Linked DNA regions of Mus musculus: region 1 is linked to region 2. The links are chromatin loops, found by intact Hi-C in ENCODE. Cell type or tissue: gastrocnemius. All regions are shown on one strand. Links, peaks and the distances in the headings refer to the core of each region. The heading gives the core; the rest is flanking DNA. Region 1 overlaps C030018K13Rik (RIKEN cDNA C030018K13 gene). Region 2 overlaps Gm43837 (a long non-coding RNA gene).

Evidence for each region. Peaks named below come from ENCODE experiments on the same cell type or tissue, not always from the same donor. Only the 100,000 strongest peaks of a DNase experiment are listed, where the experiment ranks them.
Region 1: a loop joins it to region 2, with 2.7 times the contacts of the local background. A loop is called at or near these places in 13 of 42 quality-filtered maps.

What each region holds. Positions count from the first base shown.
Region 1 is chr5:64,479,185-64,494,489 of GRCm38, forward strand. It overlaps C030018K13Rik (RIKEN cDNA C030018K13 gene), which reads left to right. Exons shown (of 2, transcript NR_045413.1): 2 at 4,392-4,783. Among named protein-coding and RNA genes, the nearest start is that of Gm52815, 8.9 kb to the right of the region's middle. In gastrocnemius, for the core only: no CTCF peak of the experiment used is centred there; no DNase peak of the experiment used is centred there; H3K4me3 peaks cover 830 bases; H3K27ac peaks cover 754 bases.
Region 2 is chr5:64,381,440-64,396,744 of GRCm38, forward strand. Gm43837 (a long non-coding RNA gene) reads left to right here. Exons shown (of 3, transcript XR_003955925.1): 2 at 2,088-2,205; 3 at 8,290-8,436. Among named protein-coding and RNA genes, the nearest start is that of Gm43837, 11 kb to the left of the region's middle. In gastrocnemius, for the core only: no CTCF peak of the experiment used is centred there; DNase peaks (open chromatin) are centred at 8,199 and 8,360; H3K27ac peaks cover 6,532 bases.

The DNA of each region.
Region 1 (15,305 bases), core at 3,335-11,334, 96 kb after region 2:
TGGTAACTATTTGTACTATTTGTGTAATTTTTCTTCTGCAGGATAAAATCACTGTGAACCTCTCAACTTGAAGTGTTCTTAAAAACACCAAATGTCATGAACCAAAAGTGGCGTTTTGCGCGTGACTCGAGTCATCCTGCGCCTCACATTCTAAGTGAAAGACCGAGCTAGGTGAATGTTTGTCCTACCACATTCACTCCAGGCATTAACGCATGACAGGAGCGACCTCTCTGTGCTATTGTGTCTACTATTACAGGCATTACCTTCCAAAGCATGCGGAGCCTGGGGAATTTAATACCCCGAGTTCTGCAGCCAAAAGATGCCTTGAGCTGTCTTGGCTGTATCCTTAGCTTGGCTTCCTCCAGATGGTACTGTGCTGATTCATTTCCTGGTGTGCACTTTGAGCTGATTATTTTATTCTTTCAAAGAATGTAATAAATTGCAGTTTGCTTGGGGTCGGGTGACAATCGGGAAAGAATACTTTAGTTTATAATAAGAAGCATGTGATTTAGGTTCATGGAATGGGCTAAGGAAGTATTTATAAATAATTACATGTCTGAGTATGTGTTGTATACATATACATATATATATCATGGAATTCTTAAATATAAACATTTGTTCACATGGTAATGCAAAACTTACCACAACCTTCCTAATGCTGGCAATACAGTTCCTCATGTATGTTGTGGTGACCCACAACCATAAAATTATTTTTGTTGCTACTTCATAACTATAATTTTGCTACTGTTATGGGTCATAATGTAAATACCTGTACTTTCTGATATTCCTAAGCAACCCCTGAGAAACAATCCTTCACTCCCCAAAGGGGTCATGACTCACAGGTCGAGAACTGCCGATTTAGGAACCAGAGACCCTCCTCAGTGATCTAGCTCTCTCGCTTACCTGTGCAGACCCATCTCTGGGCTCCATCTCTGGAAGTGTCACAGCACTATTGATTTGGGTGGTAAGAGGGGAGTGGTCAAGTGTGTAAATGTAACTTTTATTCTCCTGATGTAATTGTCATCTCAAAGGCTTACTGCCTCCATCTGCTAACCTAGGCCTGGTCCTGGAAGCTTCTAGACTCCCTACAACCTTAGCTAGACCTAGAATGTTTTCAGCGTCTGAGACTTACTGCTGAATAAGCTCACCCTTTCTTGTGATTTCTGAACTCTGGCTGGCTGATTCAACTCAGCTCTTCTGGCTCCAACTCCTCTCCAAGCTGATTCAATCTGGCTTCTCTCTCAGCCTCTGACTGAATTGTTCTGCTTGGACTCAAACTAACTCCAGCAATCTGTTCTGATTTTCTGGCTCCTTCTCATTCTCTGGCTTGTTCTGTCTTTGCCTGTGTCTAGCTTGTTCTCTCTCTGTCTCTCCGTGTCCCTGTCCCTCCTTTCCCCCTCTGAGCTGTCCCCTCTTATGTTACCTTCTTCTTTCTCTCTCTTCTTGTGAGAATTGCACACATCCTATTTTATCAATTTTTTTCCCTCTGATTCATCACTTTTCTGCTACTCAATTTGACATCACTTTCAAACACGGGTGTTCTACAAACTTAAGTTACCTTCATTGTTTGCGATTAGAGTGCACTAAGGTTGTGTTGGTATTCCAGACAGAAGGATTAAAGGCATGTGCTGAGGCCGAGCCACACCACAACTAGAAACAGGTTTTATTTTTTTCAATAAATAACACAATCTCAGGGTTCACGGCATAATCAATTATCCTGCATTACAGCTCTTAATCTTTATCATGTCTGACTTACCAGGGAAACATCTGTCATGCCTGTGACTCCCTGTGGTGGCTTGAATGGATGTCCCCCAAAGTCTCAGCTGTCTGAATGTTTGGTTCCCAGTTGTGGGACAGTTTGAAAGGGATCAGGAGATGGGCCTTTGTTGGAGGAGGTGTGTCACCATGTCAAGTCTTCCTTTCTCTGCCTGTACCTTTTGGATCAGATATGAGCTCTCAGTTACTGCTCCAGTGCCTGCCATTCCAGCCCGCTGCCACGCTTTCCCTCCCTGAGATCAGGGACTCATCCTAAAGGCTTCCTTTCATAAGTTACCTTAGGCATGGTGTTTTATCACAGCAATAGAATAGTTCCTAGGATAACTCCTTTCATTTTGCTGCTAGAGTGTTAACATGGAGTTGACTTCTCTCCCACCTCCCTGATGGCACCATCCGTTGGTGGCTATTGCTTGTTCTTTCTCTTTGCCCAACCTCTGAGCATTAGGGTGGTTCGAACACAGTCCTTAGGCCTTGTCTGTAGCTACATGCATTGCCTCAAAGGTCAGACTTGTGAATCTACTTGTCATCAGGTTTCTATGTAGATATCTCCAATCTCATGCATGTATGTATGTATGTATGTATGTATGTATGTATGTATGTATGGGGGCATATATGTGAATGCACACTCATGTGTATCTGTTCAACATTGATGTCCTTTCTATCATGCTCTTTTTTGAGACAAGGTCTCTCACTGAACCTGAAGTTCACTGATTGGCTAGACTGATTCACCAGTGAGTTCGATATTCTCTTGGTGCCTCTTACTCTGTGGATTATGAACGTGATTTTCACATGGATGCTGCAGATCTGAACTCAGACCCCCATGTTTGCATAGCAAGCCCTCAACCCACTGAACCACCTCTCCAGCCCTTCGGTGCTCTTAATTTAAACTCTACCATCGAGCCGTTCTTCCTGCTATTTGCCTTAGTAAAAGCCAATTTCACTATTGCCCCCACTCAAACCAAACCCGATGAAGCTTTCTTTTCTTACATATACACTTTTGATTTTTATATTTTAAAAAATTAGGTGTATGTGTTTGTGCATGGGAGATGTGGATATGTGCATATGTGTGCAGATGCCTACAGAGGCCAGAGGCATCTGATCCCCCCAAAGCTGAGACAATTGAGAGCTGTGGGAGACTCAATTCCTCTGCAAAAGCAGTATGTGGTCTTGACCACTGAGCTATCTCGCCAGCCCCTGTAAGTATTTTTATTTTGATAGCTTCTTCTTCTTTTTTTTTTTTTTAACAGAATGCAATGCCCACCATGCACACTGTTCCTAGTGCTAAATAAAAGTGTCCAAAGCCTACAAAACTACTACTTGTCACGGATTCAGATTTCTAATTAGGAGACAGAGGACAGCGGAACACCTGGGTCAGCTGCTGACCAGTGTGGTGAGAGAACACCAGCGCAGGGCAGAGGGCAGAGGCTGAAGGAGGAGGGTGGAACACTGCTGCTTCATTAGGAGACACGTCGTGGAGAAGGTGGACTTTGTCTAAAGATCTGAAGGCAAAGATGAGGTGCTACCTGAGGAAGAGTCTTCTAGAACAAGGGGGCCCAGTGTGCAAAGACACTTGGAGTAGAGGCTCTGGTCTTGGCAAACATGTGTACTCTATTCAGTCCCTTAGAGAACACCACGGGCTCGTCATCTGAAATACAGCGTCCACCCTCATTGCTTTCTCTCTTCCTCAGACCACACTTCAATAATCACTGCCTCATTACTTTCATGGTCTAATTTCTGGACCCCTATATCTTGTCCCCCACACACATACACTTATACCCTCTTCAGCATAGATGCTATGTGATTCTATTAAAACAAGTCTATTCGTGCTAGGTTTCAAAGTCTCCCATGGTTTCACAAATCACGCCACACAAATGCCTCGCATCTTGTCCATTGCCTGCTCAGCCCCCACCCCCACCCCCTGCCTCTAACCCGTCACTCATATGCCTAAACTCGCTCACTCAGCCTCGTCTCCAGTCCTTCAGACTCCTCCTGTTCTACAAGCTTCGGAAGTCAGCATTTATCTGGCATTAAGAACAGCGTGTGTGGTAGCTACTCAATAGCTCCTTGTTGAAAAGGGTACTGCTCTGTCACTGGAAAAAGCCTTGAGCGTATGAATACACATGCTGTGGTAACTGAGCTCTGTGACATCCCTCAATGACCCTTGCCTTCTGGCTGCCCTGCCTTGGTGGACTCTCCTCCCACAATGGATCAGAGTGAACCTATTTGACCCAGAGATTACATGATGGTGTGTGACTTCCCAGATTAGATTACAAGACATAGAACAATCACTACTTTTTCCTCTGAGGGGCGCCAGTTGCCGTGGGAGCACTCATCTACCCTGAAAGTGAGTTCAGTGGCAAGTGACTGAGACCTCCATCCAATAACCAGTACCACCCCCATCTAGTAACCAATACCACTTCCCCATCTAATAACCAATATTACCCACCCATCCCCATTTAATGACCAACACCATTTGCCAGCCACTGAAAGAGATTTGCCTGCTTATAACTAAGTTTTCATATGGCCACAACTTTGGTCAACATCTTGACTAAAACTTCATGAGTGACTGTCCAAGGCAGAACCAATCAGCTGATGTTCTCATTTCTGGTACACAGGTAACATTCGAGACTACCCTTACTGTTTAGTGGTACTGCTTTGGGAGAAATTTATACCTGGATTTACTATATGGAAATGCTGTATCCGAAATCTAAAATGTGAGTAGAATCCTGCAATCCAACACTGAGTAAGAACCAGGAGGATAAAGATGAAGATGAAGATAAAGTGAAAACACTAAACGACTTTGAAGTGACAGCCACTGGGGCTAATGGGACATGAGGAAAACATCACTCTGCATGAGAAGAAAGGAGAACCTTTTTAAGTACTGGTAAGAAAGTTAGCATGCTGTTGCCTGGGACAAAGTAGAAATGCTCCTGTTGACATGGGGACATCTATCTGAGGAAATTCCCAGGCAGGGTATTAAAGAGTATGGGTTTAGACTTTCTATAAAATACAATGAGACAAATAAGCTAAAAGAAGAGCTATTTTAATTTTTAATTTTTTTAAAATTTAAAGTAAAAAAAATGCTATATTTAAAGGTTCCTAGCCTCTATGGATGCCTCGGTGCTAGACTGTGAAAATGCCTTCTAGGTAAAGATAACATCAGAGGCATCAGAGGAAAGCATGATAAGAAGATAAAGCCTACCTTGTGTTTGTAAAATCACTTGTTAAGATCTGGGAATATCCAGGCAGTGCCTTGGGGAACAACTGAGAGGAACAACAGAGGCTTCTAACGAGGCTAAAGGTCATACTCTTGTGCAGTCCCCAAATCCCCATGGCAGCCTAACATCCAAGAATGATCTTCTCAGAAGACCCATGGTCGTGGTCTTAACAAATGTAATGAGCATCACTCATATTTCCAGAGGAACCACAACTTTTATAGACTTAGCGAGGCCATATCTAACGAGGACTCAAAGAGACATGGACAATTTAAAGTGAAGAGGCCTCTGAACTCTAGGAAGAAGGGAAACCATGAAAGCAGAAAATATGGACTGTGTGTATGGAAAGACACTCTAGAAAGCACAGAAGGAGCCGAGAACCAGAGGGACCTATTCTCTGGCTCTGGCTCTTAATCAGGGAGGGACTCCTGCAGGTCCTGATGAAGTTCTGTTCTGCTATGGACCAGTGTGTCTTGTGTGATGGCTATCTTTCTCCTCTGTGTGTCATCCCCTCATGCTCTCCTTGAATATTGAGTTTCATGTTAGGTTTCAGCAGACAGATAACCTATGTCTTCAGAGCCTAGGCCACAAACAAACCCCAATAACAACTAAAACTTTTGTGTGAAACCAAAAGGGAAATTGAAAAAAGTCTTGAAGACCAGTGAAAAAGGAAATAAAGCAATAACAAACACAGGGTGCGGCAAAAGAAATCCAGGGTTTTAGGAGTCAAGAAATGGGCTTGAGTCTCCCTAGGCTTCTGTAGAGGCAGAGCTGAAGCAATGCTGAGATGGGAGTGAGAGACTTGGAAGGGATACAACTCTGCACGTTAAAAGTCACAAATCAATGGGTGCCTAAGGTGAGTCTCGTGTCCCAGGTCCGAGATGGCCTTTGGTGACCTGATTCATGTTAGTGCAGACAGACCTCTTCCCCAGTGAGTGGGGTTGGTCTGTGTAACAGAATATTTCCGAAGGAAGGCATGTGACTCCAGTGACTAGGTTAGGAAATACTTAGCAGCTTCTACGCCTTGCTTTGTTGGATCACTTACTGTGTGAGAAATCAGCTGCTATAATATGGCATATCCATAATATGGGGATACCCAAGCAGCTGTATGCTCCATATGCTCCTGAAATTCTAACTCAGAGCAGAGAGATAAAATGTTCATTGTTTCACTGGGAGACTAAGTTTTATGAAAATATTGTATGCAGCAAAGGATACTCAACACAAATAAAACTGACATGTTTTCCAAATCTTTAGAAACTGAAGTTCCATGACAGCCCTAACTTTAGTAGGTACATTTCTTGTCACTGTAACAAGATGGCTGGCAGAGACAGTCTAAAAGAAGTAAATTTTTTGGCTCGTGGGTTTTTGTTTGTGTTTGTATAATATAGTATTTTAATTACCTCTCTGAGTTCGATGCCAGCTTGGTCTACACAGTGGGTTCCAGGGACAGCCAGGACTACATAGAGAGACCCTGACTCAACAAAACAAAACAAACAAATAACTATTTGTGTGAAGCCAAAAGAGGGTTGTTTTTGTTTTGTTTTGATCTACCAATGAAAACAGAAATGTAGAAAATGGAAACACACAGGACACAAAGAAGTCCCGAGAGGAAAGTTGATGGTGATACATGCCAATAATGAGAAAAAAGAAAGATCTCAAATAAACGACCTGATTCTATATCTCAAGGAACTAGAGAGAGAGAGAACAGGAAGAAAATCAATACGAGATCTAGTAGGATAATATACATAGGACACGCCAGAGCATAAATAGATGAAGAAGCAGTTCGAGAATCAACATGTTGTGGTGGAGCATCAGTTATTCCATGAACATCACAGAGTAGAAACAGCGGTGGTCCAGTAGCCATGGCAACAAAACAAGCAGAAGAACACAACAACAGCTAGGTGTGTAGTAACAGTAAGGAAGTTATTGACAAGATGCTGATGGAAAGTATACTCAGAGTACCCTTGCTTGGGATTCTAGCCATTCCGTTTCCACGCCTTCCCCAGCAAGTGATCTTGGCAGATGCTTGAGCCCACAGAAGTAGAAGTGTGATTCAGGGATGCAGCTTCCATAGGGTTCTTATCCAGGATGGGATGGCATGTTGCAGTGATAAAGCTGTTTAGACATCACCCACACTTCTGTTACGGTTCATTCGTGCTCCTGTAAGCTCAATATACTAACTAGTTCAGCAAGCTTGACTTGAGTGGGCTCATTACCTTGGTCTGTCCCAATCTGGGGCAAATAAATGTTTATTTATCTCTTCCCAGAAGAAGAAATGCAACAAAACAGAAAAGATCAGTGAAACTTGAAGCTTTTTTTTTTTAAAGATTAAAGCGAACAAACTTTTACCTAGATTAGTAAGAGGGAAGAGTCAAATAAGCAATTGACATCATAAAATGAAGAAGACGTCACAGTTAGTACTGCAGAATCACAAAGCCTAAGAGACTGGGGTGAGCAGGATCTTCAACAAGCCGAACAACCTAGAAGAGATGGACAGGTTCCTCAGAACGACAGCCTAACAGGATGGAGCCACAGACAGAGACTGACGGATTAGTAACCAGTGTGGAGATGGAAGTATCTCCAGGACCTCACCCCGGCTTCCCAATGGTTCCCTGGTTCTTGTGATCTCAACTGACCTATTGTAGATGCTATAGGTAAGGTTTATTACAGAGTAATTGGAAACACTCTCACAGAGTGAGACTAGACAATGGCCAGAGAGACCATTACAAGGAGCTACACATTTAGTGTGACTCATAGCACTTTCTGAAGTCTCTGGGGGCAGAGAGCTTTCCCAAGGGGCATTTTCCTGCTTGAGTGACTGACAGGCCTATCTAGATGAATTCTTCAAGAGGAAGACAGTAACAAGTCTTTGTTCCTTACCAAAAGGCCTCCAGCAATCTTGGGATCTTTTTGGGTAGTTCAGACAGTCTCTCTTCCCCATGGCCAAAGATATGACTCTCACCCCATTTTTTTTTTCTGAAATCATGCATCAGCACAGATTAGCAAGAAGTAAAGAAAGAAAACTAAGCAAGTATAAGGAATAACCATGCTTTCTTTAGCAGAAGCAGGAAGGTCTTCCCTGCCTGGACCCCAAGAAAGCATGCTATGTCCCCCTTTCTCACCTATGTCTAATCCATAGTCCCCCGTCGTGGGATCTTAGATCTTGGGGGCAACTTGATATCTTCTCTCCATTTCCACATGCCTAAGAAGGTCAATTATGATGTTTCCCCCCTTTTATAAAACAGAGAGGCAAGATGGCGTCCAAAGCTGATTATGAAGGAGGAGGTTCATCCTCAGCAACCTTCAAGCTTGCTCATTTCTAAGTAGCAAACACTATCAACAATCATGAAGTCTGGAGCTTAGAAGAATGTGGTAATGTGCAGGACTAGAAGGGAGGGAGCCCTGTTTCGAGGTTGCATCCACACTTTTAAACTCTCCTGAAGTCTCTATGATAAGAGGAATCTAACCGAAACGATTGGCTTGCAAACATCTCGGCACTACTAAGTACAACACACACAGGGCCATTCTATCAAAGCCTTGAGTTAGAGGTCCGCTCTGAGAACCATGCTCTGCAGACCATGCTCTGAGGACCACGCCCCGCTGTGAGAAAAACAGAGCCGACCTCACACCTTGGTACCTCCCCGTCTTCAATAGATTAAAAAGGACTGCAGCAAGAGCTTGCAAGCCTCTCTCTCACTTCCTCTCTCTTGCTCAGGAGAACTGTGAGAACTAACTGTTGATCTGAAAGCAACCATGATTTGCTACAGAGGTGCGAGCTTGCACAGAGACCTGTGAAATCCCACAGAACACAGGAAGTGTCTAATTCCGCTGGATCGGGCTGGTGTCAAGGCAGCTGACAGCTTCAGAGCCAAGAGCCTCCAGAATCCTTTTTGGTAAGGAATGTCAGCTACAAGGGGAATCCCTACCTCACCATCTACACAGAGTTCAAAGGAAATGCAGATTTAATCATTTGGTTTCTGTGTGACTTTCAAGTCAAAGTGAAACTAGAATGTGAATATCAGAGCGTGTGAACCTTTTTGGTACGAAGCCTGGGTTCCCCTCTTACTGCTGCGGTGTGTAGAGGATTGTGCAATGTAATAGCAGCATCCAAGATACACAGGGTCTCTGCTTCGACTCTCAAGATGACTGCTGATGCTCGGAGCTGAGCTGCAGAGTGCAGCAGCTCATTGTTTGGGCCAGGAGTGTGCACGTGAAAAATGACTCGCCGCACACTCTGCTTCCATTCTGGTGCTCCGGGAATGGATTGACTTCAAAGAACTCTTTAAAAATTAAAGTTAGGGGGACTGGAGAGATGGCTCACTGGTTGAGATTACTGACCGCTCTTCCAGAGGAGCCAGGTTCAATTCCCAGCACCTATATGGCAGTTCATAACTGTCTGTAACTCCAAGATCTGACACCCTGATGCAGACATACATGCAAACAAAACACCAATGCACATGAAATAAAACTAAACTTAGAATGCCACCTAGCAGTAGTGAAACTAAGTTCAATCCCCAGAGCCATTAAATAAATATAATGCATGTATATGCATATATACATATACATAATCTATTTATAATTTATATTTCTCCATTGGTGAACAAAAGTTAGAATACATGTTCATTGTTAAAAATAAGAAACAGAACACGGGTGATGACCAACCTAAACATCACCAGTGTGGTCTTACACAAATAGGTTCCCTTTTCTTATTTCATTTAGAAACCCACTAAGCAATTGGTGTAATACTCCATTTAGAGCAAGAACACCACAGAGTTGTCTCTGATATCCACATAAATGCTATGACATGCTTGCCTCCCTATATACACACATCATGTATGTGTGTGTGTAAACACATACACACACACACACACACACACACACACACACAGAGAGAGAGAGAGAGAGAGAGAGAGAGAGAGAGAGAGAGAGAGAGATATTAAAAATAAATCTAGTACCAGAACCTGAGTTTGATCCCCCAAACCATGTAAAAAAAAAATCCAACCATGTGATGTATGCTTGTAATTCTAGCTCAGGGGAGGGAGAGCCAGGCAGACAGATCCCTTTGTCTGAAGAAAGAAAGTGGATGTCTCCATGGAAGGACACCTGAAGTTAACCTCTGACCCCCACAGGCATGCACATGCATATGAACATGTACCCACACACATGAACATACACAGGAAAACACTTCTCTTACGCCATGCATACCATAATTTGTATAAAATTCCACCATAAAGGAGAGCTGGTTTCAGCTTCCTTTATTATAAACTATACTGCAGCAACTATATGTGAATACACATTTTTTTCTGTTTAGCATCAATTTCGTACTATTAAATTTTCAAAAAATTGAAATTAAGACCAAATTTCAGTGGTTTTTAATGTTTCATAATTAACTTTGCTTCTTTACCATGGCTTTAAAAATATTTATAAAGGGCTGGAGAGATGGCTTAGCTGTTAAGAGCACTTGGCTGCTCTTTCAGAAGTCCTGAGTTCAAAACACCAATGCACAGAAAATAAAAATACAAAATAAAACCCAACAAAAACCTATAAGATACCAATTATGAGGACAAACTTGGGGTCTCAAACTTTATAAATACTTCTTGAAACATGCAAGACTGCCTTGGTAAGTAGGCCACTTAACCAGTGGGAAGGGACTGTGTCCGGCTGCCCTCAGCGAAAGGCAATGGTCTGTGTTCCCAAGGTCACCAGGCCCCTTTGTCCATTCTTCCCGTTAGCCCCAGGGTGGCCACCTTGGTGAAATCTCCTATTTCTGTTTTCACCATAATCCATTTTTAAATTTGTGTTTCAGGAGAGGCAGCTGAGCCCTGCTTATTGGTGCTGCCAGAGAAATGACACTTTTGGGGAATGAGCCACTCAAAGGAACTTGACTGAAAAGGGAGCAGAAGGATGGAATGGCCCCAGGGACCTGTGGTCCTTCCTGATCCCTTGGTGTTTTGAGGCTCTTTTGAACTCTTTGGATTCACTTTGAACTAATCTAATAGGAAACCTCTGTTCCTATATTGTGGGGCTCCCCTGAGTCCCTAGATTCCTTAGAGTGATTTGGGCATCTGTTTGTCTGGGCAAGCTTTGTCTTTGGGGCTCTTTCAAGCCAATCTGCACTTCTTTTGAGCTATTTAGAATCATGCTGGCGTGACATAGAAGCTTGAATTCTGTGCCTGGGAGCAGGGAATGGGCTACAAGGCACACAGAGACAAAGGTATTTGGGAGATTCTGTAGTTCCTGTAACCATGGAGAATGCTAAGTCAGCATTCTTGCTGGTGGTGGGGGGTTGGGAGTGGGGTGGGGTCCCTGAGGAGGGATTCTAGCTGACTAGCGGGTTTATAGACTTATGCACTGAATTGGTGTAATTGTTTTTTTATATGTCATCGAATGAATCAGCCTCTCAAAGCCTGTATCTATGGTGATTGACTTGATCAGTTTTAAAAATAGGCTGACAGTAGCAATGGTCTGATTAAGCCTTTGTCTAAGAGGGGCAAGAGAGATGCTGAGTGGGAAAATGGTGCCTCGGCTGATGACTTGAGATAGACCCCTGGATCCCACATAGTGAAAGAAGAAAACAGACTCCTGTAAGTTGTCCTTTGACCTCTGACGTATGCTCAGTGTCTAGAATACCACCCGGTTCCTTATTTAGAAGGAACACAGCAGCCCAGAGGTGTGTGGTGATTGGTTAGCATGAACCTTGAGCAAACCTCTTGGTGGTGAGACCAAGACCACAGGGCAAAACTTCATCTGCCCTCCACCTGCAAGCTGAAGTTGCTCTTGGCACACCTAATATGAAGTGTGTGTGTGTGTGTGTGTGTGTGTGTGTGTGTGTGTGTGTATCATAATTATATAGAAGCGGCTAAGTTTTTTTTTTCTTTTTTCTCCTTTCCCCCTCTGCTGCTCTTCCTTTTGAAAGCGGGCAGAGGGCCAGCTACTGGCCAGGTCTAGGTAATCTGCAGGCAAGTTACAATGGATCTGAATCTGAGGTTGTGGGAAAATACTGGTTATTTTAAAACCCAGCTGTTGTTCCCTGCTTAGAGACCGAGGAATGACTTTAGAGAATTTAGCCACATGGTTGGGCCAGTTGTGTCCTGATTTTATTCTGTCCTAAGTATTCCTTGGCCCCGTTCTTTTTTAAAATGTAGTTGAGATTATTCATAGCTAGGTTTTCCTAAATGGCAAATGTACAGAAAACTGTTTATGCTTGCTTTCTCCCTAGGGCTCTGAAAGGGTAAGCCAATTCGAGAGTTAAGAATTCTAATTCCATACGTAGAAAACTGAAAGAATTTTAAATTGTGTTTTAATGTGAAGGAACGTGAGAAGGGTAAGAATGCATCTTATCGTATTAAGAAATGATTGCCTACATTCTAACCTTTGTAAAAGGCTGTTATGAAATGTAAATGTATCTAGAGGTTTTTCTAAAAGCAAATGCATTTCAATGACATAAAACTAGAACACAACTCTCTCTGTAAAGCAGCAGATCTTTCTGTTGTTTTTATTTGTCTGTTGGTAGACAGGCTCTCTATGCATGGCCCTGGTTGTCCTGGAACTCACTATGTAGACAAGGTGGGCCCTCTGCCTCCTAAGGTACCATGTGCCACCATGCCTGGCCTAACAAATCTTTCTTTAAGATGTTGTTTTGTTCATAGTAACATTTGCAAACAACCAAAACGAAACAAAACTGACAAAAAAAAAGAGAGAGATAGAGCGAGAGAGAAAGATTTTCAGAAAATAACAACAAAACCCCTGGTTTAAAAGATAAATATTTGGGGTGTTATCGAGGTAACCTTCACCTAGGAAGTCACTTACGCCTTCTGCTGAGTTTGTCAAGCTTTTTAACACTCAGGAAATTGAGACTTAACAGAGTCAAGGTTCAGTTAAGCATCTCTCTGTGTTAAAGCCCTTTAAATGACGGCTGTGTACGTGCCTATTATTTTAGGGCGATCCCAATATGCTTACTATCCTATGAGTCAAGAGTGTTAGAGGTGAACTGAAGCCTCAGCATTTTGGAAGTGGGGGCCAAGATCAAATGTTCAAGAGTATCCTTAGCTACATAGCAAGGCCAGCCTGGGCTACATAAAACCATGTCAAAACAAACACAGAAAATGCTGTGACTCTATGACAAGAATGAGTAAACCTAGGTGTGTGAACTTTTATCTACATGTTATGTAGAAGCCTGCAGACTTAAGGATATCTCAGTTTAATACATGCAGAACTACAAGCATTGCTTTTTAATATAGTATGAACTTTGCCTAGATTTTCTACATAGAAAATGACCCATAGAAAATTTGATGTTTCTGTTCTTTGAAGGTACAAGCATTCAGGTAGAAAAACAAACAAACAAGCCTTGCCGTTTGGATGGTCCTGCTATTAGAAATGTGGTCTGCTCTTACTTGCTTTGACCACTCAATGTTCTGCTGCTATACACACGTGTCTGTCTGTGATCCTCAGCATCTTCCTCGGCTGATTTGTAAGAGGTCTGTCGTTTCCATGGCTGACAGTGCTGTGGATATATTATTTTACTGAGTCAAAAATCTAGATTTTGCTTCAAAGGCTGAACGAAACTAGATCATTATCCAAGGAGCATTTGTGCATGTACAGGGTGACTCGTTTCTGGCTCTTCTGTAGGTTGAATGTGTTTGTGTTCCTCTAGGCTGGTGGCTCTCCATCTTCCTAAAGCTGTGACCCTCTCATACGACTCCTCAAATTGTGGTGACCCCACCTGTAAAATTCCGTTGTTTCTACTTCATAACTGTAATTTGTCACTGTTATGAACAGTGATGTAAATATCTGATATGCAGGATGTCTGATCTGTGACATTTGACCAACCCCCCACTTCAAAAGGGGTCACAAGCCACCCATTGAGAACTGTTGTTCAAGTAGGTAAGCCTTCTTAGAAGAACACATTCCCATGTCAGTGCCCTCCAAGCTAAAAGGAATGCCAGAGTTACCACTTTTCAGGCTAGTGTTCCTGAGTCCCTAAGTGTGTTGTGAATGTTGTCTTTAACAAAAGTTACTCACTCAGGCACTATATTGCATACAATGTTTTATGTAGTGATTGGTCATTGGTTACCAAGGACTGCATCTGTGAACACACATGTCCAACTTTATGTAGAAAACTTTTTTACCTACTTTTTTCCCTTCCCACAGATCCTTAAAAAACAACTTTAAATGGGTCAGTGGGTACGGGTGCTTGCACATGGACCTGATGACCTGCATTTGATCCCCAAATCCCGCAAAATGTCAGAAAAGAATCAACTCCTAAAGGAGTTGTCCTCTGATGTCCACATGGGCGTCACTGTGACACTGGTGGTCCTACACTGACACACATATTTTACACACACACACACACACACACACACATACACACACACACACACACACACACACACACACACACACCATACACACATATACACACAGACACATACACAAAGCAAATAAATAAATACATTTTAAAACAGACAAAATAAAATAGGATTTATGTATAAAAATAGCCTATTGTTGGCAACTTACTTTACCTATTAAATTGAAACAAATTTAATGCATTTCTGAGAAGCACATAGAAAGAACTTGACGGTTCTACTGTAGCGCTGTCTATGACATAGCGCTGTCTACAAGCTTACCCTAAAGTTCACTCCTAGGGAATGACTAGACTGTTTTGTTGATTGCTACACTTCCTGCAGAATTCTAACCATGGCTACCCCATGTCTTTGCAACTCACTGTCCCTATCCTCCTCTAAAGAATTTACAACCAGCCGCGCTTGGTAGCTCACGCCTTTAATCCCAGCACTCGGGAGGCAGAGGCAGGTGGATTTCTGAGTTCGAGGCTAGCCTGGTCTATAAAGTGAGTTCCAGGACAGCCAGGGCTATACAGAGAAACCCTGTCTCGAACCCCCCCCCCCCCCCCCCGCAAAAAAAAAGAATTTACAACCAAACTTGTGGAAAACAACACCAACGGATGCTTACTTTCAAACTGGTTTTCTCGTAAGTACCTGAGCTCGCTGACTGTGCTTGCTTTTCCGTGTAAACTGATGTCACTTGTTTGCCAAAGTTCCCAAGGAATTTTTGGTTTTGTTATTTAAAGGTTGATTTATTTTATGTATGTGAGTACACTGTAGCTGTACTGATGGTTGTGAGTCTTCATGTGGTTGTTGGGAATTGATTTTTTTTTTAGGACTTCTGCTCGTTTAGGCCCAAGGATTTATTTATTATTATACATAAGTACACTGTAGCCATGCCAGAAGAGGGCGTCAGATCTCATTACGGGTGGTTGTGAGCCACCATGTGGTTGCTGGGATTTGAATGTGGGAC
Region 2 (15,305 bases), core at 4,661-12,660:
GTGCTAAGTGCTACGGATTCCAAAATGAGTAACAGTTAGTAGCCTGCTCTCCCAAGTCTTCCCCCATATTGTGAGGAAGATAGATAAATAGGAATGCAATTTGGGCGGGGGGGGGGGGGGGGGATGTTTGCTACCAGGAGTGTTTGTGAAATGCTCAGGGCTTCCAGGAAACAGTGAGGCTGGCACAGAAATGATCTTGCAGGAGAATGCAAGGCCCTCGGTGGATGAGCGGGTATTCCAGAGGGGAGGCTGCAGCTTTCCAAGAACTGCACTTGAGAACCGTGACAGGGCTGAGATGACTGGAAGCAGCAGCAAGCCAGGGACAAAGAAGGAAGTGGCTCACGCTGCTGAGAATCTGTTTATCTGGGAGAGGCACTCCCCTAACCAACCTGCGTCCAAAAACAATGCACACTGGCAAATGCCTGGGTCTCTGTCAGGGCGACCATGCTGTTTCTACAGCTATAGCCACTGCTATCTTCCGTTTGCTTGATAAAGCCTGAAGATTTTTGTAAAGACTACTCCTTACAAAGTCATGGCTTTCCTGGAGACTAGTCAGGGCATGATAAACCATCACCGCGGAAAATATACATACTTGCTTCATAAAATCTCAACATTTCCCAGACAACCCCGCCGCTAGCTGTTCATCCAGTCCAGGTTGGCAGCCCCCTGTTTGGCCTTAGCCTGATGGGGAACAGGGATGACTTTATCCGGCAAGCACAAGATGGGGAGGAGAGGTGTTAATATGAGCACAAAAAAATAAAAAAAGAAAAAAAAAAGAAAAGAAAAAAGAAAAAGAAAAAAGGGGTGCCTCCAAAAAGTCTGTAAATAAGCGAAGCCCTATTTTGAAAACATCAAAGTGAATACCAAAAGATTCTGACAAGCAACATTTTAAATTGTTACAGAAAGATAAGACTACAACCCTATACTACCATGGTTCTGCATTCTATCTTCCTGATCCCAGGCCTGGGCTTTGAACCCAAGGAACACACTCAAACTCTCAGACCTGTATTTGAGCAATCCCTGGTAATTTCCGTGAAATCTGGACCTGTACATTGCTGAGTGAGTTCTTGGAGCTGTCCAGGAACGTGTCCAGGAAGTAAGGGCTTCACACCGCTTTCCTGAAACCCATCCTGCTGGCCTGCCCTCTCTGCCTGGAGGAATTAGTGTTGGCAGTGACCCAGATATTCCAGCAGGTGGCACTCTTGCTCCAACCAGGTGTTTCAGAAACGTGGCCACTTAGCCAAACTAGAGAAATGGAAATATGGGCTATTATATTGTGTCCTGAGCAGATATGACGTGATCTGAGAAAGGCTGGAGAATATTCTGGAGAATGTAGAGCCATGAAGGACCTGACTCGTGACCACAGGCTGTGTTGTGTCCTCAGCGGGGGAGAAAAATGAGATTCTTAAACCCTGTTTGCTTCCCTGACAAGTGTAAACACAGGTGACAGGGGAGAGGAATATTGCATTAACAGTGGCATCTAGCCTGATGGTAACAGGCACCAGAGTCAGAAAGACCTGGAATATTGGGTCTTTTGCCTGCTGGCTGTATTCTCAGATGATTGACTGGGTTAGTTGCCACGCCTGAGTTTCTGGTCTTTTGCTAGAGATTTTTGTAGCTAGACCCTGGAGAGTCTTAAATAGATGCCCATATCGCCATATGTGTTGTAACCGGTACATAGTAAACGGTCAATGAAAGAGGTGTTACTGTGGAATTTTAGGCAAAAGCCCTTGAAGCTGACCTGGGTGGCTATCCTCCCAGACTGTGGTATTAGTTAAGGAGGTGACCTCAGAGTGACCTGGAAAAATATCTTGATAATGAACCATGGCTTCAGGAGTCTCAGGGCAGAAGAATTTCCCACCTGGATAGAATTTCACAGGTGTGATTTTTGAACCAGGAAATCAGGCTGCGTTCCTGGGCTCCCCAGCAGAGCACGGTCTCACCCCCAGGAACTTGGAAACATCTGACCACCAGGTGACTGATCCTACTTAAGCTACACATTGTTGTGGGAAGTATCCAATGACAGGGATCTGTAGCAGGGCCTTCCCATTAACCAGTTTGTGTCCTCTTTTCTGAAACCCTCCTAGATGGGTCCCTGTGACCTCTTCTTCAACAGCAGCGGCCGGAAGAACAACAGCTGCTGTTCATAAACATTGCTTTACACCTCCTGTCAACCATTGGAATTTGTCGCTGCTTTGTTTTGAGGTATGCTATACTTACATTGTATAGTGTTCAAGCTTTGCCAGCAACTCATTGTGTAGCCAGGATGACTTGGGAGTGTTAGAATTACAGGCACAAGCCACCAGGCCTGGCTCTGAGAAGTACCTTAATAAGTACCGTATCTATACTGCCTCATTTATCCTTTGAAACCACCTGGAGAGGGGAATGAACCCATTTTACAGATAAGTAAACTCAGGTGCCAGGAAACATTACCAGGGTTCCTTCAGCCAAGAATCAGTATAAACTTAATTTTGACTTCCAAATCAATTAGTTAATCGTCTGCTGATAGTGTCTTAGTCAGGGTTTCTATTCCTGCACAAACATCATGTCCAAGAAGCAAGTTGGGGAGGAAAGTGTTTATTCGGCTTACACTTCCACATTGCTGTTCATCACCAAGGAAGTCAGGACTGGAACTCAAGCAGGTCAGGAAGCAGGAGCTGATGCAGAAGCCATGGAGGGATGTCCCTTACTGACTTGCTTCCCCTGGCTTGCTCAGCCTGCTCTCTTATAGAACCAAGACTACCAGCCCAGAGATGGTCTCACCCACAAGGGGCCCTTCCCCCTTGATCACTAATTGAGAAAATGCCCCACAGCTGGATCTCATGGAGGCATTTCCTCAACTGAAGCTCCTTTCTCTGTGATAACTCCAGCTGTGTCAAGTTGACACAAAATTAGCCAGTACAGATAGGATGTGCCAATGGAAAACACCATGGACAACTGAAGTTTCTTAGAGATTGCGAGGGTCTTGGGAAATCTGAATCGATGCCCTTTTGGTGAAAATATGGACAGATCCCACTTAAGTTGAGCATAGCACATACATATGACTTTGTAAGTGCTGTGGGTGAGGTCCATGAAGCCATGACAGAGATTGGAATCTATACTCTTGCACCCCACAAGCCTCTGGGATTCCCTGGAGAGGAGGTCTGTGCTAGATTCGGCACTAAGTTCCTTTGTGGGAGCTGGGGTGGGGCTGGGAAAAGCTGGTTGGTCGGAATGGTCTCCCTTTTCAACGGGAGACTGTGGAGCAAAGGGATCAGTTTGATGTTAAAGGCGATTTTCCAGTTCCAGGGAAATCAGACCCACATTTGGAAGGGATTTGGAGCACTCTCCCTGCCTGAAGTCAGCCGGAGAACCCTGAATGAGTTTCCACTATGCATGTTTGGGGATCCTCTCAGTTCCTACCAGTTCGCTTCAGCCTAAAACACTTCCTCCATTTCCAGAGGGTCTTCTGTTTTAGAAGGAATCAGTTTTAATTACTCAATTAGGGAACAAGCCCTACTCTTGGTCTAAAGCCATTTTGTCAGATTAGCTCAATGAAAATTAGTTTTATAGTTACTTAGTAACCTTAAACTTTTTTAGTAGATATTCTGTTACAAATCAGTTTCAAACAGTGCACCAAGGCTCAGGGTGGAGGTCAGAGGGCAGCCCAAGTGAGTTGGTTCCTTCTTTGTTCCCTGCGGATTTACAGAACCCAGCCTGTTAGACCTGGTGACCGGTGTCTTCACCTCCTCAGCCATCTTGTCAGTCCTAGCTCACCCACAGTGTCACTGAGGTTTACCAATTCAGTCAGAAGGATGAGAATTCACTTAGTACAGACAGATTTTTTTTATTATTTAAATGGAAATAAACCAAAGTAAAGTAATAAAAAATAAAATAAAAAATCACCACAGTTGCTTGGGGACACTGAAGCATTGAAAGATGTTTTCTATTTTTTTTTTTTTTTTGGTTTGGTTTTTTCGAGACAGGGTTTCTCTGTGTAGCCCTGGCTGTCCTGGAACTCAGAAATCCGCCTGCCTCTGCCTCCCAAGTGCTGGGATTAAAGGCGTGCGCCACCACCGCCCGGCAATGTTTTCTAATCTTAAATGGCCTGTTCATTGCTCATCTCGTTACTGTAAGAACATCTACAGTTTAGGGAAGGAAGGGTTTATTTCCGCTCTCAGTTTGAAGGTGTGGACCATCACGGTGGGGAGGTGTGGTGGGAGAAAAGTAAGGCAGCTAGCTAGGTACCTCAAGTCGGGAAGCAGAGAAGAGCTAATGCGCATGCTCAAGTTGCTTTTTCTAATACTCAGTCTGGAACCCCAGCCCATGAAACGTACTGCGCCAATGGATTGTCCTACCTGGGATGGCATCGTGCTCTCGGATGCACTAGTATCTGATTTCCTCTCTGTATCGGCTGCTTTCGTATTCAACCAAAGGATCTGACAGAAACAGCCTAAGAAGGAAAGTTTATTTCGACTCCTGGTTTCAGAGTGGGGCAGACATGTGAGAGCCCACCGCAGCCGGAGCATGTGATGGAAGACCCTTCACGTCACAGTGGGCCAGGGCTAGAGGCTGGGCTATCTTCTGAGGTCTGACTTAAATGACCTCCTTCCGCTAGCAAAGCTCCACTTCCCATTCCACAGCCTCCCAGGATAGAACCACCACATGGGGAATGAGCTCTCAAAGCCTGAGCCTGTGGGGGCACTTCAGAGTCAAGCCGCAATATTCTACCACTGGACCCAAAGGCTCGTGGGCATCTCGTGACTAGAGCTGCATCGTGTCTAATTTTAAGAATTCCTGTAGTCTTAATAGTCTCAACGTTGTTCCAGAGTCCAGTGTCTCTTCTGAGGCCCAAGAGAAAACTCCGGGCTGTGAGCCATTCAATCAAAACTGAAATGGCGTATAAGAGGACATAGGCTGAATGCTGCCATTCTAAAAGAAACAAGAGGGCAGCAAAAAAAGATAGGATCAAAGCAAGACTGAAACCTGGCATGATGACCATTAAATCCTGTAGTTTCTCAGGCAGCATCAGGCACACGCAGCCCTGAGTGCACACACACTTGTACAGTGTCAGACACACATAGCCCCTAGGCATACGCAGCTTCTGAGAGCCCACTTTGTTGTACCAAAGAAAATACTTCTAGTCAGTGCTTTTCTAGGAGGGCTTTAAAACTTTCTTTAAAATTGTTTTTATCCATACATTTCGATCATACATTTTCCTTTCCCCCAACTTCTCCCATCTCCTCCCCATCTCCCTACTCTACACAGCTTCACGTCTTTTCTCTCATAAGAAAAAGAAAAATGAAAGAGAAAATCAAAACAGACAAACAAACCAAAAAAGAAAAGAAAAGACAGGAAAAGAAAGGAAAACCAGTAAGAAAAAAATACCAAATAAAATAATGCAACTCACATACAATCAAGCACAGAGTCTACTTTGTGTTAGTCGACTACTCCTGGGCATGGAGTCTACCCTGGAGTGAGGTTGATACATCTGTGCATCTCTCCATTGAAGAACACGGATTTTCCCGTTCCCAGGAGTTTTGTTTGCAACTAGTTTGATGGTTAGGATTGGTCAGGAGTGGACTCCTCCACTTCCCTTTCTCCATCCTGGGCTCTTGTCTGATTTGTAACTATGCAGGTCTTGTTTGTATTGTTACAGTCTCTGTGTGTACATGTGTATCAGTTCTGGAAGACCCTGTTTAGGAAGGCATGTTTTTCATTCTCTCTTACAAAGGAAATTCTTTCAATGAGTCTGTACTTTCACACCGTAGAGCAGGGCGGGGTCTCACTTCCACTCCCATTTCCTAGTGCTGCAAGCAGCTTCTTGAAGGATGCTAATCTGTTTAACAGATTAGCTGCTTTGTCTATACTGGTTTTACCTCCAACTTTAGGTAAGTTTGTGTTTTGTGTTTTTTGTTTTTCTCTCTCAAACTGCATGTTTTCCCAAATTTTCCTGCTCGGAGTTTCCTGACTAAAAGCAGCCAAAAATGGCCCTGTACCAGCCTGAATGCTGTGAAGACTTGGAATTTTTTCAACCAAATAAATTGGCTCACTCTTTTAAAAACCAGCTTCAAAGCTGGATTGGTGGTGCACACCTTTAGTCCCAGCACTCAGGAGGCAGAGGCAGGCAGATCTCTGAGTTCGAGGCCAACCTGACCTGCAAAGTGAGTTCCAGAACAGTGGGGGCTACACAGACAAACCCTGCCTTGGAAACAAAACAACAGAAAAACCCAGCTTCACTTCAAAATTTAAAGACCTTAAAGAATACAGACAAATTCCTTCTGGAGATATAATAGAAATGACTTGAGATCTAATTCCCTATACAATCCCTGTCCTTGTCTGGAGCCTCTGAGCCTGTCCTTTGCCATCCGTGTTTCTGTCAGCATTCTGGGTCTTCTACATTTGGACCAGAATCATCCATTACATTCACAGCATGTCAGGGCTTCTCCAGTCCACTGCCCCAAACTTCCAAATTCCTTCCACAAATCATCTGCCAAAGTCTAAGCAGGATGACTTTGGGGTGTTCATAGAAGTCACCCTACTTCTCTGCTATCTGTTTTCTGTGTTTGTTACTTGAATATCACTCTGACCACTATCTCCAACAGAAATGGTAGAGGAGAGAGATGGTGGAGGAGAGAGATGGTGGAGGAGAGAGATGGTGGAGGAGAGTTTATGTTGGTTCTCGGGTTCAGAGGTTTCAGCTCATCACAGCAGGGAGGGAGTTGCAGAGCTCATGGCTGTCAGAGGAAGTTCTCAAGAGGCTCCATCTGCAGGAAGCAGAGAGCAGTCTCTGGAGGCCCTTTATTGAGTGATCACTACAGTCTATCGAAAGCTTTGCATTCTCTGCCCTTCCCTTCTCAATACCACATCTGACATAGGCAGATCCCAGCCAAGAGTGTGTTGATTAAAGTTTGTGTTTGGGGACTGAACACATGACTCCATAAGCAAGAGCGTTAAAAGACCAGAATTGGATCCCATGATGCACATAAAAAGCCAGGCATGGCTCTATGTGCACCTCTAACCCCAATGCTGAGAAGGGGGCTGGTGGAGAAGCAGAGACATACCATTCCACTTTGTGCTCCCGGCCGGTCACACACTTCCAGTCACCCACCAAGGGACTCTTTCATTGGCGAATGAAAGATACACACACACTAGCTTGTTTTTGAAATGCTGTGATTAGCTCAAAGGTTAGGCAGTGCTAAGCCTTTGCCTGCTACCCCAGGCCCAATAGGGAAGTGGGCAGTGGCCACTTACCAGAATTCTTACACTGCTCAGAGGCTCTCTCTGCCACAGCTCTAAATCTGAGCCATCTCTCAACTCATCTCAAGCCATCTCAGGCAATCCTCTGTCTCCACTTCTCTATCCCAAGCCCTCGCAAATCTAAGTGTCCCGGTCCATCTCCTTTTGCCCAACCATTGACTGCTAGCATCTTTATTGATCAATCAAAAACCAATTGGGGACAAGGTCCTTCAGCATTTGGACACACAGATTCCTGATTAAATCAAAGCATTAGAACCAATCCTCAATACATCAGTCCAGACACAGGTTCAGAGACCCTGTCTAGGAGGAATAAAAAGGAGAGTAATGGGACAAGATCCCAGGTGTCCTTATCTGACTTCTGCCTACATGCATAGATAGACATGTACACATGAACATACATGTGCACATACACGACACACAGATACAAAAGCCATGTTTTTCTTTAGTCTCAAAAAACCCTGAAAAATCCCAGAGGCTGCAAGTTGCTCCTGCTTGAAATCCATGGAGATCACTAAGGCTTCTCTGAGTCAGCTAGGAGTCTGAATGAGCTCAGAAAACCAGGAGCTAACTGTGAGGAGGTGGTAGGGAGGGGGTGTCAGGGTGGGAGGGTTGCCACTAGCTTCTGCAGGGGATGGGGAAGAGGAGAGAGTGGGGAGAATGGAAGGAGGGGACCATCCAGCAGCTGGCCCAGCTGTGTGGCCTGTGCTGTCCTCCCTTTCTGGCCCTCAATTGCTCTTTGAACAGCTCTGCATTTATGGCCACTTGGACAAGCCCCGGCATTGTTTGCCTCTAGTATCTAAGGTCAGAGGCCTTAGAGGAATGGCATGGTTCTATTTCCTTAAATAGTGACTTGGGAATGAAATGAGTAAGCGTGTCTTTAATTAGCCATACCCCAGAGGCCTGCGGGGGTGGGGGGGTCTGGTAGATGGTGGGCCCCCTGCCAAGATCAGCATTGTGAGGCTGGTATTTGGTCCAGGGTGTGGGGGGGGGGGGAGGGTTCAGTGCTATGCATTATTTACCCTCCCTCCTCATCTCCTATTGTCCTATCAGCCTCAACTCCAATTCTGTCCCCATGTCAACATGAAGGATGCCCCGGAGCTGGAGAGAGGAAAGAAGGGAGCCCTTTCTGAGCAACTACCACAGCCTAGGCACTGTGCCAGACACTGGAAAGGGCAAGGTCAAAGATGGAAGGATCGTGCGGAGGTGAGCCAATGAAGGCTGAGCCCAGGCCACCTAGTCCCACAGTGGTGATGCAGTTAAAGCATAAGGGTCCCTGGCACCAGGGGAGGTTTCAGAATTGCTGTATCCCCTTTACTGCATTTTTCACACTCTGTAACCACACCACAGAGCCACCCCTGCTACAATCTCCACCCTGTTTCTTTCTGTTGCTTCCAGAACCTGCCTGGGTTCTCTTTCCTCAAAACCTCCAGGGGGCTGCTAGGCATCTCTACACTCTTTCTTTCTTCTCTCTCTGAGAGAAAATCCCTTTCCAGCCTCCCTCTGCTTACAGCTACCTTTCCTTCTGTTTCTTCAGTTCTTGTTGTCGATGTCACAGAAAAGAAAATGATCATTCAGAAAGAACAAAGGGAGGAGGCAAAGGAGCCTGCAAAGGAGATGCTGATTGGCTGAAGGTTTAAGGATGCTGCAAGTGTGGAAGCCAAAGAGGGAGAAGTGCCTGAGACCACCGCCCAGACAGGAGCCATAGCTGACTGTGGAAGGGAGACTAGGAATAGCCACAAGAAAGAAATTTCCATTCAGAAGGAATGGAACGGGCAAAAGAATTTGGGAAGAAGTTGAGTGGTTAATCTACTCAGGTTTTACCTTCTGATGTTGATGTTTCTAAGAAATTGTGATTGCAGAAAGGGTCAGAACATTTTCTGTCTTCTCAGCTACTCAGATTGGAATTTCAGAGTCCACTTGGGCTGGCAGGCTGAGACAGACAGTATCCCCAGACCATGTCCCCCATACCCCTTCCCACAACTCCCCCCCGCCCCCCCGCCCGTACCATCTTCACCTCCAAGGAATGAGGGAACACCTTGGGCAGGTCTGGGCAGGGCAGGCCTGTTTTGCCCAGGTCAGCTGTGGTCGCCTCAGGAATGAGAAAGAAAGCCTGACTATAAACAAGACTTTTTCCACGATCCCTTGATGTGCGCTCCTTATGGGAGGCACAGGACGTCCAGAGCTCTCTTCTCAGTGTTTGGCTAGGGCTTACCTGGCTTCACGCTCTTCACTCTCCTCTACCTCTTGACCTCACATGCTGATTTGTGCTTCTGGGGTCTTACATAATATGTTATCCTGGAATCATGTTTTAAATGGTGCTTTGTGAAAATGGCATTGCTGGGGCTAATGCTGCACCACAAAGTAATCCCTGGAGATGCGGAGTGTGGTCCAGGGCCAGCAGCATCAACATCTCTTGGGAACTTGTTAGAGATACAGGCCCCAGGGTCCTACCTGTGGGTGGAGTACTGCCATCAGAATTTTAACAAGCCCTATGGTGGGTCTGACTTTTGAGCATGCTCCAATTAGGAAGGAAGCTATTTAATGCCAGGAGATGGAACCCTGGGTTTGTAGACTTACCAAGGAACCAAAAATACCATTTGTCTGCTGCAAGACCCTAGGCTTGTTGCACCAGAGGCAGAGATGTGATTTCTTAGCAAGCTAATGAACCTTTGCTCTCCAAGATGGAGGGGGTGTGGGGGGGGGAGGAGCTTTTGACAAGGATGCAGGGGGTGGGGGACTTCCTGATGGGGGCAGGTGACCTTCACAGGAAGGGTTTTGGTTCCAGCACAACTACTGTGAAGGAATGCTCCCATTCAGAGCTGTAGGATGTCCTGAGGGGGGTGGGGGTGGGGGTGGGTACCTCCCTCCCTTCTTGGAAGTTGCCACACCTAATTCTCTAGCATGCCGGCCGGCTGGGAAGAGGAAATGGACTGTGACTGAAGTGAGAGAAGCTCAAATGCTCGGTGAGGGACTTTTCTGAGGGCAGTGCCTGGAACCAACTTTCAGTGTGGGTTGTGCAATCTCCTTTGGACATCTCTTCTTGGGGCAGGAGAATGGAACCGCTAAGTGTCCTGAAGGGACTTTGGTCCTGGCTTTTCATGATGTAGCTCTGTACTCCTGGGGAGATCCCTCAATCTTTCAGGGCCACTAAAGCCTTGCTCATACACCGGAAATGATGATAGCAAGACGGACAGAAGTTTGGCAGGTTTTGGGTACCATCCCAGGTAAGCACCAGTCAGTGCTGGGTCTAGAACAGTGCACTAAGCTTGAGTGGTGCAGACACTGTATCCCCCACACGCTCACTGAAAGGACAAGGGATTCATAGTCTCCCACTGAAGTAGCTGGAAGGCCACCACTCTGCAGCTATTTCAGACCTTTATGCTCAGCACAATATTACCATGATCCTGTTCCCAGAGCTTAATGGAACTCTAGAGAGGTGTTCTTCATGGTGTTTCCTATTGCTGGGATATCTCCTCTTCTGGTCACTTGTCTTTCAGGAGAGTGGTTGTAAGAAAGCCGTGAGGGCTTACATCTCTTCCCAGGCCTGAGGGAGGAAACAGGTAAAAAGAAGAGAAAAATGAAGTCTCTAGGGTAGAACGACAAGGTGTACAGGAGGTAGCAGCTCCCAGCGGGGCTCAGCTGGAGATGGTTGGAAGAGTGACTGTGTCTCCTTCCATCCGCGAACAGTGCAAGCTTCTGCCGGTAAAGGTCACAGCTTACGACGGGGTCTGTCTTTCTCAACACACGGGCTGAGATACAGGTCCTGGGCAGAGCCACTCATAGGAGGGGTGTCTGGTTCTTTGCTTTTAAGCTGTACCGGTGAGGGAAGGCAACTTTGATAGCATCGTAACTGATCAGAGATCAGTACATTGCATAGACCTTGACCATGCACATGGCTTCCGCCCCGGGTGTTATCCCTAGATATTTTATCGTGCCCCAGAGCAGGTGCAGGTCATGCAGGAGAAGCAGGCTGGAAGGGCCCTGGGAGGTCCCCTTTCTGCAGAGTGCTCTGGCCTGCCAGAGAACAGGAACCAACAGCAACAACAACAACAACAAAATCTGGAACTAATGCGTCTGGATTTTTCCCAAGTGGCCTGCTTTTCCCTGTGGGTGAGCTACAGGGTCCCTCTCATAGCCTGCCCTTCCCTCCTGTCCCCCTGTATGGTCATCTCCATGATGGCTAGATATTCCCTTTGTGGCCACCATTAGAAAGTTCAGCAGGGTGAGCTTTTCAGAAAAGCTGCTATTTAAAAACAGGAACCTGAAAGATACATTAACGGGGGGAAGTGGGCGATTATTTGTCTTTACTATATATAGGAGAGAGTCAGTTTATAACAGAATTATTTTTGTATGCTGTTTTTGCCGGAGCAGCCAGCCTGTCTCCTGATGCCAGTATGCAACTGATTTTTATAGCATCGCCTCCGCTCCATAGGGTCAGTCATCAACTGTCCCAGACCCTTCTTGCTATTTGTGGCTGCTTCTGGTGTCTGGAAAGGAACTCACTACCCATGGAGGTTCAGCGAGTTCTCCTTGGGCTGGCTACATGCAGCCTGAAGTAGAAAGAGCATATGGGTTTTCTAGCTGTACCCCATATCCGTTCTTCCCAAGGTACACTCTGCTCAAGCAGGCAAGTCTTCCTTCCCTGGAAGTGGCTGGTAGTTGAAGAGCCAGGAGAGTGTTTCCTCCACACATCATCTTCTGATCCTTTGGCTGGAATGATTGGTGTACAGTTGGAGACTGTCTGAGTGTGTTCTTAAAGTACCTGTGAATGTGAGTCCATTCCTTTGTGATTCGAAGAGCAGCAAAACGTGGTTTGACCAGTATCAGTGATAACAAGGAAGAGAGTGCTCTTGGTATTCCTGCCATCTGGCTTTCTGCCTCTCAAACGGGCTGGCTTATTTGGCTTTGATGGAGTTCTAAGTCTGTATCTAAAGGGAGTTATTTTAAAATGAAACTTACGTCTCTGAGGATTGTAAGGGTTCAGCTGCTCAGCCAGGGGACCAGGTTTCTAGACTTGGTGCCCACAATGTCTGGCCAGCCTCATTCCCAGCAAGTCACCGCTGCAAGTCACCACCACACCCAGGGTCGGGCATGCTCAGGAATGTGGCCTGTGCATTTGTCTCTGCAGTCTTGGATCACACTATGAGAGCAGTCAGAATATCTTTGTTCTGTGTCCAGGCCACCAAACCCTTAGAGAAGATCAAAAAATGTCTTCTCTTTACCTAGAGAAGACAACAGATGCTTACTCAATGAATGGATGGATGGCAGATGGATGGATAGCAGATAGATGGATGGCAGATAGATGGATGGATGGCAGATAGATGGATGGATGGATGATGGATGGATGGATGGACAGACAGACGGACGGACGGACGGACGGATGGATGGATGGATGGATAACTGTCTTTTACCCCAGCAGATCTATTACACTTGAGGAACTTTACTGAGTGCCTATTCCATGCCAGACTTTCTTCTAGATACATCATGGTATGTATCAAAGCTGACCAAAATAACCAAAGCCAAAAACAAAACCAAAAAAAAAAAAACCCCAAAAAACAAAAAAAACACCCCTCTCTTTCCTTACTTGCAAAGAGATTACATTTTAGCAGGGCAAAATAGATAAGCAATAAGCAAATTATACATGCATATATAAAATGTAATGTGTCCACCTGACATACACATATATGTACGTATACATGATGTCAGGAAGAGGAGGGACGGGATGCGTGGAGATCCAGGAAAGCTGAGCCATAAAAGAGAGTGGTCAGGGTTAGTGTCAGGGTGCCTTAGTGGACCCAAGACTTTACCAGATCATTTCCTCTGGCATTTTGGTGCTATCAGTTTTGCTTCTGTGTGTATGTGTAAACACACACAAGTCATATATAGGCCATAGCAGCATCCAGCAGGGGCCTCTATGCCTGCTCAGCATCTGACACCTAATAAATGTTTGATAAAATGTAGCCAGCTGGGGTCTGAGAGATGGTATATCGGTTAAGAACAATTGCTGCTTTTGAAGAGTTCCCAAGCTCAGGCCCCAACACTCAAGAAGGATGGCTCATCACTATCCTTAAGGTCAGCTTCATGGGATCCCAGGCCCTACCAGCCTCCAGGGAAACTGGTATACCCCACTCCCGTCTGTCACACACAGTTATCTACACACACAATAACATATAAACAAATAAAATGAATAATAAATATTTTAAAAAGTAGCCAGGTAGGTGAATGCTTAATAATTAATTTGCTAAAGAGGATTATTCCCCTCACATTATAGAAATGATAACTGTTCCACCGGCCTATTTTACATGTGTATGGTCTTAGTTAAGATTTCTAACGTGATAAACACCATGACCAAAAGCAACTTGAGAAAAAAATGAGTTGATTTTTGTCTTACACTTCTAGGTAACAGTTCATCCCTGAGAGAAGAGTTTGGGGCAGGAATTTGGTGGTAGGAACTGAAGTAGAGGCCATGGAGGGGTGCTGCGTGCTCCTCCTGGCTCACTCAGTCCATCTTCTTATATGATCCAGGACTACCCACCAAAGGATGGCACCGCTCACTGAAGGTGGGCCCACCCACATCAACCATTAATCGAGAAAATGCTCTGCAGGCTTGCCCACAGGTCAGTCTTGTGGGGACATTTTCTCAGTTGAGGGTCCCTCCTCAACTGACATAAGCTGACATAAAAGTAGTCAGTACACATGTATATAACTTGCCTGCTCTACTTCAGGTACCAAATGCCTTTGAGTACTTAACGAAGGGCATTCACCTTTGAGTTAGGCCTCAGAGCTTAGCTGTTCCAGCAGTCTCCGTGAATAGCATATTGTTAAGCATGGAACTCCTGTCCCTAAAGGAGCAGCTTTTCCTAAGCAGATTCTTCCATCCTGGCCAACCGTGCTCTGGGCAATGTTTCTGCTTCATGGGTCTGTTTAATGCTTGCTTTCCCTAAGGGGCTAATGCCCGTTTACCGAAAGTGATGCTGTATTGCCCTACAGCCTCGCAGTGGGGCTTAAGCAGGGAAATCCCTGCCCAGGAAGGGGAACAGATGAGAAGTTTGAGGTCCGAGCATCTGGACACTGGTTTGCTCTGTTTGGAGGGGCGAGCACATGGCCTCTCTATACTCTTTTGGCTCCGCCTGCCCCCAGCATGGGACACAGACAGCCTTGTCTATTGAGAAACTTAGAGGAACCCCTCTATATTTTGCATCAAATACCCCCTGCTTCTCAATCCTTTCCCATGGGCCAGTTACCACGTTTAAGTCTATTTTCCAGTATCTTCACTGAACTCCCACAGTAGTTGTGGGAAGTGTTGGTCACTGTCTACTTAATGGACACGAGGACCCAAGCCGACCACAGTTGCCAGGATGACAAATGGCAAAGTCAGAGCTTAGATTTAGGGCTTTTTGGATCCAAAAGTAGGCATTTAGCCACTAAAGGGTAGAGGTTTTGTGTTTTTGTTGTTGTTGTTTGCTGCAAAAATGGTACACTGTTCAAGGGAATAATTATGAAGGCTGCAGGAATGTGTGAGTGCAGGCAGAGGTAGATTCATTTATAATTCAAGATTCCGTGATGACAAAGAAAGGACAAATGTCTAACTCGTGTGCTGGTGGCAGTGGGTGAAGCTGAGCATGGGTGTAAACAATCACTGAGAGATGGGACAAACTCAGAGAAGCGTCATTGTTAAGATGACAGAAGGGTTTCCTTCCTCTTTCCATTTCCTCTTCCTTTTCTATTTCCTTCATTTTTCTTCCCCTGCCTTGTCTTTTCCATTCAATTCCCTTTCAACTTTTGAATCATGTGTACTCGGATGTGTCTACGTGGGAGTGTGCACCATGGGTACAGTAGCTGATGAAGGCCAGAAGAGGGTGTTGGATTCCTGTAGGCTGGGAATTGAACTTGGGTCCTCTGCAAGAGCAGCATGTACTCTTAACCACTGAGCCATTTCTTTTTCCCTTCCCCCATTCGACTCTGGGACAGGCTACTCTTGAATTCTTCATCTTTCTGTCTCAGCCTCCCTCCCGAGAGCTGGGATTACAGAGCTGTAACACCATGGCTGACTGAAATTGTCTTTG